2 separate regions of the Homo sapiens genome follow, and region 1 is linked to region 2. The links are chromatin loops, found by intact Hi-C in ENCODE. Cell type or tissue: PC-3. All regions are shown on one strand.

Region 1 (5,000 bases), 290 kb after region 2:
AAAATCCTCACCTGAAAGACAGGGAAACTGAGGGCCCCAGAAGTGACATGAGGCTACACAAGTTAGTTGTTAAACTTGGATTAGAACTAGTCTTCAGGATCCCGTTTCAGCCTACTTTCCATTACAAACTAGCAGTCAAGTTTCTACCCTCACATCACCAACTAGGTCTGTGGCCAGGAAGGGGAGGCTGGATAAAAAGTAATCCTTTAATTAATTAACTAAGTCAATTAGTTTTATTAAAATGTAGTTCTGAGGCAAAGTAAAAGTATTAACATATATATAAGGCAACTTCTTGAAAAGGCATACTGCATAAATATTTAATAAGAGAATTACCCTTAATTTTATCCCTAGATAGTAAAAGATACTCCTAATTCAGTCCAAAATGTTTCTAGTTTAGATTTGTAATGGTTATTCCGAAATATTCATTTAACAACATGATGGCAACAAAAACAAATTTTCCCATAAGAAGTTGAGATGATAACCTAATAACTTACAGGAAAGCAATTAATACTTTTTCCAATAGTACAATTATAACTAGCAGTATGTGAAGACAAACATTAAGTCACTTAGTAAGGAGCTCAAATGTTTGGAAAGGCTTATGTGCATAAGAAATTGCATGTGCATATTAATTGCAAATACACTCATTATTGGTTAAGAATCAAGACTGCATCCCAGGTCAGAAAAAAAAATACTGCAATTCACTGAAAGCAGGAGAAACAGCTGAAGGTATAGGCAATTTTCAAATCAGGATAAATCATGAAGGTATAAGCCATTAAGACAGGGTTCATACCGCACCAAACATTCTTTGCTCAAGATTTTTTTCTATTGCAAACATATCAGAAGAATAAAAGTCAAGTAGGGGAAGATCCCAGAGATTAGCTTCTCTGATAGGTGCAAATTCCTTTGGGTTTTTCCTAAAAATCCAGGCAAAAGACAGACAAGAGGGAAATACAAAAATTCATCATTCCTAACAAGGTTTCTCTCATCGCTGGACATAGTAGTCAATTCAACCAGTTCATTTCCGTTAAGCACTATTTCCCAACCTTTCCAGATATTTCATTCCTGCCTCTGAAATGTGAAGATGAAATAGTAGGTAGATAAAAGGCCGGACATAAGCAGACTCTTAACAGTAGGTTTAACAGTCTCTTTCTCTTTGGGTTCTGGGATTGTGGGTAATATTCTAAATTGTTTCCAATGAGAATATACCACCTCTATAATCAGAAAATGAGGCTATGAATATGGTTTATGAACTGTGAAACTACACAAATGTTACATTTTTATTTTTGCTGCTATTGACCATTTTAGAGTTCTCATTTTAACATAGCTCTTTTATCCTGGCAACACTGCTGAAGTTTGTCTGTAGAAAGAGACCCTGGCTGGCATAATTTATACATCCAAGTCTGCTTATTCCAAAAGTCTATTATTCTGCACGGGAAATGGTTCTTTTCCATTTATGGAAGAAGTTTTGTTTCTTTTTGTTTTGGTTGATTTTGTTATGTAAGGAGAGTTATCAACAAAAACAAGGAGAAGCCAAAGTGAATAAGCAAAAGTGTGGTCAGTAAATGTTCAAGAAGCCCAAGAGAAATCTGACATTTCCTACTCAACATGTCCTGTCCCTTTCTTTTCTCAGAAATGTTCTGAAATCCTCTACAAAGACATTACCACTAGAGCTCCCTTGGTTTAAAATATCCCAAGACTTCTCACAATTCTTCCTTAAGTCAAGTAAGTTCCTATGTTAACAGATTCATTTTCAGCAGAGGTAGAAGAAGAGCAAAAGGCATCTTTCTTTCCTGAATTACAATATATCCTGAGGCAAGGAAATCCAAAATGATATTTTACACTATCAGAAATATATAAAGCTATTGCTGTATTATAAATGAATAGAATCATTGTTCTAATCGGAGTTGATTCTTTTAATCTTGGGAGGATTTAATATCTCTAAATCCTTTCGAAAGAGTAATTCTTGAATGTAAGAAGTAACCAATTCATATTTTAAGTGTTATACTGCCCCCTTGTGTATCTTGTGTTTAGTGAAAAGGGAGCTCAGACAATACAGTAATTGTAATTCTCAGAAATACTTCAGTGGAATCTGAGTTTAGAACTAGAAACAGCCTCAAAAATCATTGAGACCAGCATGCTCATTTCACAGAAAAGAGAACTGAGTTCCTGAAAGATTACGTAACTTGTCCAAGACCGTACACTGCTAGTCAACAACAGAGCAAATACTGTTATATAGAACTTAAGCCTCAGAATGTTAATTTTTTTTTTAATTAAAACGGAGATGGCAGCCTGAAAGAAGAAAAAACAGTGAGGTGTTGGAATTAGGCAGATCAGGATTTGAATTTTAGGTCACCATTTTACAATCTCCACAAGCTTTAGTTACCCCATTCATAAAATGGGTTGAATAATAGCTATAGCAAAGTCCTTGAAAGGATTCCGTATGACAATGTTAATGGTCATCAAGCCCTTAGCATAAGTATCTGCAATATAGTAATAAACTAATTGGTAATACGACTATAAAAATACATAGAAAAAATTTTAAATGATTATAGCCTTTGAGATCTCTGAATAAAGGCATTCTAAAATAATGAAAATAATAATGAGTTTAAGGCACTTAAATCTAAATTCTTTAAAAACTGGCACAAAATAAAGCTTGAAAAAATAAACCTAGTTCTTCTAACTCCCGTGATTTTTCTATTATCATATTTACTATTTTTTAATACGAATAAATTTGCAACAGAACAATACATAAATCAAACACTGCATGAGAGATAAAGCAATGAACAGGACCCTTGGCTGAGGCTAGAGAAAAGCAACGCAGAACCTCAGTGCCACAGGGTCAAGTCGCCATTCCCACGCCTCCTCTGCTAAGGGCACTTCACCACTGGAATGTCAAGAGAACCAACCTGGAAAGGTGGAGGCAGAAATTTTCATGCTGACATTGCTAATACCTAATTAGTTACATCAACTTGGGCAGTTATTTCATCTCTGTTTCTCTTTCTTCATCTGTAAAATGAAATCACTCTCTACTTTACAAGGGCTTTTAGTGAGGTTGTATAATGAACGTTGAAAAAACACTATAAACACCAAAGTGCTTAATAAAGTAAGGTTAAATTTGTTATCTTAAACTTAGTTTAAAGCAATAATAAACATTAAGTCTGTCATCAAATTGGGGAAGACTTCAGAACAATCTTAGAAAGGTGAAAGCAGCTTAGATTATAGGATTCTGTTAAAGAGCACTCCACTCCCCCTGAAATCTCTCTGTTCCCTCTACAATTCCACAGGCCTCTGATAGAGATTACTCCAAAAATTCTGGCACCACATAAGTCTTTGGCTTTTAAATCAGTTTCACCCTGGGGTATCTTGACAGCAGGATTGACAGAGCTTATCCCTGACTGTATACCACAAAACAAACAGATACCAGCAGGGTAAAGGCAATTTGTCTTAGTTTGCCATGAAAATGACTAATATTGATTACTCTCTGATTCACAGCTGCAGTCCTCCACCCTGATAGTAACGGTTTAGTGCTGCAAACTCTTCTGTTCTGTTGTTATATGGGACATAATATATAGATAAGTCTGAAAGCCCTAAAGGACAGCAATAAAAGTGGGTGGACTTCTCTTCAATAAGTGTCTAAAGCAGGTGGCCACAAGCACCCTCTAACATCTCAATTTGGAAGGCCATGCTATGCTGGTAATAAGCATTGACTGGTGATCCACAAATATTAACTGAACAATTATATGGCCCTCACCCAAAATAATTACAAACATCAGAAAGGGATATTACTGGAGTTGACAGTGTGGTAGAAGAGGAAAGGCACTGGTACCAACTACCCTACGAAATAGAAAGAGATAACACTATTATAGTCGTTGAGGTGGGGCCCATTCCTTACAAGTGGAGATAGTAAGTGCAATGGGACTTCTTGGGTAATTATTCATAAACAAGTTAACTCAAGCTCTTGGTTCCATCCAACAATTATACCATATTTGCATCTAGAGTGCTAGAATAAAAGTCCTGTCAGAAACAAAATAAAAGATCCAACTACATAAATACAAGAGACAGCTTACCATGAAACACACTGTTGTCCACCAGAAAATGCCTGCGGTACTGCACACAGTTCCTTTTTTCCAAGTTCCAGTAACTCATTGTCAGAAGATTTCTGGCACAGCATCAAAACCAAATTGCCCTGTCAAGGGAAACAGAATGAGACAAAAATGAAGAAAACGGCAGCCACACGCTCACACTGGTAGCATAATGCCATCGGTTGCCCAGCATTACGGGGCAACATATACGGCATACAACTTCTCCACACATGGAGCTGGAATCCCCCAGGCCCTAAGAAATTTCTCACAAGTCTTCCCAGGGTCTAGAATGACATTTAGCATATCAAAACAGTAACTTTTTCAAACCACCTTTCAGGGCTCAATGTTACCCATCTCCAGGGGAAATAAACCTACCATCAGAGAGCAGGTTTCAGGACCAGTATATGTGCTCCCAGCCTCACTCCTAGTAGTCCAAGATCCAAACTAGTCAACACTGGTAACATTTCAGGAAATTTCAGTTGCAGGTGGGGAGGCAACTAACAGGAACGAAGCTATCATTCCCAATTCCTGAATTTTGTGTCAGTACAGCATCCATGTGGCCATGAATGAGCCAAGCACATTAATAAAATGTGCCTCCCTCTTTTTGGTTCATTGCTGGTGTCCATTTAGGACTGCTAGGGCCTGGATCTGCCCAGGCTGAACTCATTGATGTAACTAGAGCTGGGCACAGGCCTCAGCAAGGTAAACTAGCAGTGCCTGCTCCTACATAAGACTTGCTCCATCACAGACACAGAGAAACACAATGCTAGCTAGAGCAACAACTTGAAAAGCAGAGATCTGAGTCGATGAATTAAATTCCTCCAAAAGCTGACGTGCATAACCCTGAACAAGGCCTCCTTTGTTCACAGGATTTGGCTAAAGCAACTTTTCAGAATTCCAACCTCCTTTCTGTTCACA
Region 2 (5,000 bases):
GATGGGATTAGTGCCCTTAATAAAAGAGATAACAGACAGCTTGTGTTCACATACACTCTGTCCCTTTCTCTTTCTCATGTGAGGACAGAGTGGCTGTCTGGAAGCAAGAAAGACAGCCCACACCAGCAAAGATCAAGGTGCTGGATCTTGGACTTCCCATTTTCAAAAACTGTAGGAAAATGACTTTCTGTTGTTTAAGCCACCAAACTATGGTATTTTGTTATGGCTGCCCAAGTCAACTAACACAAACATTAGCTGGGGACTTGCTAGAAAGGCAAATTCCCTGGCCCACACTAGACCTACGGAATAAGAAACTCTGGGATAGGGCCCCAGTAATGTAATTCTGATACATGTTTCCATTGTTCAAAGAACAATTTTTTATTCTTCTATGTTCCCCCATCAGGAACAACTTGGAGAATATTTTTCATAAGAATTCAGCTTTGGACTCCTTATAGCTGAAAATACTACCTGCTCCATTATCAGCAGGATCTCTCCATTTCCCATCAAGTTCATGAATACAAAACGAGACTGCTGATATAATGTGTGTTAAATTGTTGTACCTGATTAAAAATACCAAAAAAATCGATCAATGTGCTCTATCTGTAAGAATTTTCAGATGCATCCTTTTGTTTGAAATAAAATGTCTTTTCATATTTTTATCTCTTTTAAAATTACAGTGATAAGACCTTAGAAAAGGGTTGCTAAAAAGCACATTTTAGAAAGACACATTTCTTTGATTTAAATTCAAATTTATATTCATGTAGGCATAAATATCACAAGGGGATATGACAACCATTTATTGCTTCAACCTCTTTCCTCAGCTTCTTGTGAAAATCATGTCTCCATAGTAATATTTAAATATAAAGAGATGAGAAGGAGATTTAATATAAAAATAATAATTAGCACTTGGATTTAAGCAATCATAGCATGCTGAAACCTCATATGTGCCCCATGAGAAGAGCTAGAAAAGAAAGTCATATGTCTTAATCTACTTGTGAGTGCCTCTTTATATACCTCATGTTACATTCAACCATCACAGCATATTGAGGTTAGTAGCATTATCCCATTTTGCAAATGAAAAAAAGGTAGACTCAGGCAGCATAGGTATCTTTCTGAGAGCAATTTGGTTAGCAAATAGTGGCTATGGGATCTGAACCAAGAGTGTCTAGCTCCAAAGAAATTCTCTATTTTCCCAGAACATCACAATGCCCTCTTAAACTTGAGAAAAAATGCATTATGATCTTACAGCCTGACCTTCTCCGGGGAAACTTTGCAATATTGCAGTTACATAGTTCAGACCCTATTAATTTTTGCTACACTTGCTATAAGAACTTTCTAAAGAATATCCCACTCTCTAGTCCAAGTTTGTCTATGTACCACTGCTAGAATTAGTTCTCCGAAAAGTAAGATTAATCATGTTCTCCCTCCAGTAAAATCCTCACCTCGGCCTTCAAGATTTAGCTCAAACTCTTTAGTGTGACACAGAAGGTCTTTCCCAGTTTATCGTCTGCCTACATGGTAAATCCTACCACCTCTCATGACTCCACTCCTACTGGCAGCCTGTGCTCTACCCTTAATGAGCCACTTCTATTCCTGTTTGGATCATGCATCTTGCCTTTCCACCATCTGTCCCAAGGTTTCGCGGACCCCTGAAATGCTCCGAGTGCCTTTCTTGACTCTTTTCACTTAACTACTTCCTAGCTGTCCTTCCAGGCCAACTTGTAGGATCACTTGTGCTCACTTGTGCTGCATGGTAACCTTCAGAGTCTGATTTGAGTCTGTCTCTTGGTGTCTTCTGATTCCTTCTATCAGGGCACTTAGGGCATGTTGGAACTGTTTATTTTTACAAATGCTTTGCCCCAGCCCATGCCAGCCCAACATCAATAACTAAATGGGCTGTGGTTTTCTGGCACTGGCCCACTCAGGCAGGACTACTTGGATCTTGAAATCCCCCTCCCACGTTTGTAGAAATCCTCATGAATAAGTGTCTTCGCCTGCACCAGCTACTGAAATCTTGCCTGGAGACTATAGTTATTCATCACTTAACAATGGGAATACATTCTAGGAAATTAGTCATTAGATGGTCATCATTGTGTAGTCATCATAGAGTGTACTTACACAAACCTAGACAGCAAACACCACCACACCCCTGGGCTATATGGTATAACCTATTGCTCCTAGGCTATGAACCTGTACGGCGTGTTACTGTACTGAATATTGTAGACGAATGTAACACAGTGGTAAGTATTTGTGCATCTAAACATATCTAAACATTGAAAAGATATGGTAGGAAGACAGTGTTATAATCTTATGGGACCACTATTATATATGCAGTCAGTTGTTGACTGAAACATTGTTACGCAGCGCATGACTGCATCTGGTTGACCTTGTTGAGCTACTTTTAGTAGTACTTGAGTAGTAGTTAGCTACTACTACTACCTGCCACTGCTGCTGAGCCTGCTAGCACCCTTTACCCTCCGTGCCCTTCCTCAAGTGTGACTCAATCCACACTGGACCAAACATCCTGCTCCATCTACCTGAGATTTTTGCATAGAAACAGTTCCTTCTGTTCTATTTTATTTTTCCCTTATAGCTACCACTCTCTGCAAAGTTTCAGGTATCCAGAAGGTAATGAGACAGGGGCACGATTCTGTTCTCAAAGTAATCCTTCCACTGTGATGACTGAGGCCATAAATTTGGGCATAGCTTGCCCTGACTCTGTCTTGTAGTAGAAGTTCTTCTCAGGCAGGCTCCTCATTTCCACATGCAAATAGACCCTATGTGGTCCTATACCACCAATATTCCCTTGCCCGGAAAGTTTCAAGTCCCAGAAATAAATTCAGTTTAGGCTCAAACTGGTACCCCCACTACTCTCTCACCCACAATCCTAGGCACAGGTGAAAAACAATCCAATAGGACATAGATGTTATTTCTCTAAAAATTGAAGGTGCTACCATCATTGAATCTTTCACAGACTGAAAAAAAAATGCTCATCTTCCAGATCCTCCTTTTTGGTAAGAGAGAATATTCAAGGAGCTCTTGTTGTTCAAGACTCTACATAGATGTGGGCCCTGGACTGGGTTTTTGTCAGTTTTCACCATCAATTTTCTCGCTTCTGCCAGCCATGGCAACCTAATCTGCAAAAGGACAGGGATAACAAACGGGCTGATGAAACTCTGAAGCTGAACATAGTGAGGCACTATGGTGGTCACATAGTGGTTAAATCTCTCTGGGAAAATGTTGTACACATACAGCTTAAAATCCCCCTGATCCTGACAGTTCACTTAGACTGCTTATTTTTTGGCAGACCTGATCTGGTCTCCTAGAAAAGACACATAAGAATTTGGCCAATGCTTTCCAAATTAGTCTGCTTTTTAAAGAAGAGGGTGCATATCATTAAAGTCCTTTCTTTCCTTTCAGAAGTGTCACTTTGCTAGATCCAGAGCATTCTAACCTGATGAATGTCTATCTTGGGGAATCATAAAGCAGAAAGTTCTACTCTGTAGCCTAAAAACAGTTTATCTAGCTAGTCAATTGGTGGTAGTCCACCTGTCTAGTAACCACTGGCTAAAAGTGAGGCTGAAGAACTCTGTGGCAGGACTCAGTAAGGAGAAAGCCTATTTTCCCCAGGAATGGGAGGCCAACGTCTGGCTCTTGGAAAAACAAGCACATCTCTGGTGCTAGGAGTGTAGCTGTTGCCATGGCACCCAGCCAGACAAAGCTTTAGATGCTGCGGAAGCTCCACAGAGACCAGGTCCTCAGAGCTGACAGCAATAGTAAAATGCAGTCACTGATTATATATTAAAACAACAAGAAAACCCCCTCTGACATGCTGCAGATGGCTCTTGATAAGAGCAGAGCTGCTGTGGATAAATTTCATTTTTATCATGTAAAACTTCACAATGTTGGGTCATGTCTGGGGCAACCAAACCCAATTTATGGAACACTGAGAGTATATACCTTCTTTGCTTGTCCCTACAGCATAAATTGTAATTCTGCTTTTTTTTTTTTTTTAACCTTTGGCACATTAGGTTACTACCATTTATTTTCATGGTATGATCTTTCTATTTGTCCAACTCCCTTCTTTAACAGATGATAATATCCATGTTCCATGATGTATATTATCTTGTCCAAGTTCAAGTGGCCAGTAAAGAAGCCAGGATTTGGCCAGGGGCGGTGGCTCACGCCTGTAATCCCAGCACTTTGGGCAGATCACGAGGTCAAGAGTTCGAGACCAGCCTGGCCAACATGATGAAACCCCGTCTCTACTAAGAATACAAAAATTAGCCGGGCATGGTGGCACATGACTATAATCCCAGCTACTCGGGAAGCTGAGGCAGGAGAATCACTTGAACCCAGGAGGCAGAGGTTGCAGTGAGCCGAGATCACACCACTGTACTGTAGCCTGGGCAACAAAGCAAGACTCCAACTTGGGGAAAAAAAAAAGAGCCAGAATTTGAACCCAGGTCTTTCTGACTGCAAATAAAACCCATGCTTTTCTCCAGTAGTCCGTATTGCTTCCTTGGGCTAGCAGAAACTATATTATGTCCTGACTCAGTTAGGAAGGATTTTGGCTGCAGATAGCAAAGACAACAATAAAAACTAAGAGTTTATAAACTACAAAGAAATTAAACCTGGATATAGGTTATCACAAAACTGGTTCAAAAATAACAAAGGGTCAGGACCCGGGTCAGTGTCTCTGCAACTGTCATGACCTTCCTCATAGGATCACAACATGGTTATTACAGATGCAGGCATCAGTTCTACATGAGCATGTCCAAAGCCTGGATTCATGTAAAGCTGCATGGTAAGAAGAGAAAGGAAAAAGAGCTATCATGATGATATGCTCTCTCCTTTTATCCAGGAGCAAAGTCCTTTCCAGAATCCTCCCAGTTGACTTTCTCTTAAGTCTCACTGGACAGAACAAGTTTCCATAGAAAACTTGATATTGTTTGGCTGTGTCCCTATCCAAATCTCACCTTGAATTGTAATAATTCCCA

Evidence for each region. Hi-C counts contacts between places; a loop is a spot of excess contacts. Peaks named below come from ENCODE experiments on the same cell type or tissue, not always from the same donor. Only the 100,000 strongest peaks of a DNase experiment are listed, where the experiment ranks them.
Region 1: it touches region 2 in a loop (7-fold over the local background); 4 of 110 quality-filtered maps call a loop at or near these places.

Annotation. Positions count from the first base shown.
Region 1 is chr3:155,700,079-155,705,078 of GRCh38, forward strand. It overlaps PLCH1 (phospholipase C eta 1), which reads right to left. Exons shown (of 23, transcript NM_014996.4): 2 at 4,068-4,186. The coding sequence starts at 4,146. Among named protein-coding and RNA genes, the nearest start is that of PLCH1, 42 kb to the right of the region's middle. In PC-3, a CTCF peak has its summit at 2,005 (motif pointing left); a DNase peak (open chromatin) is centred at 3,423.
Region 2 is chr3:155,414,888-155,419,887 of GRCh38, forward strand. No RefSeq gene overlaps it. Among named protein-coding and RNA genes, the nearest start is that of PLCH1-AS1, 32 kb to the right of the region's middle. In PC-3, no CTCF peak of the experiment used is centred here; a DNase peak (open chromatin) is centred at 2,074; H3K4me3 peaks cover 953 bases; H3K27ac peaks cover 2,258 bases.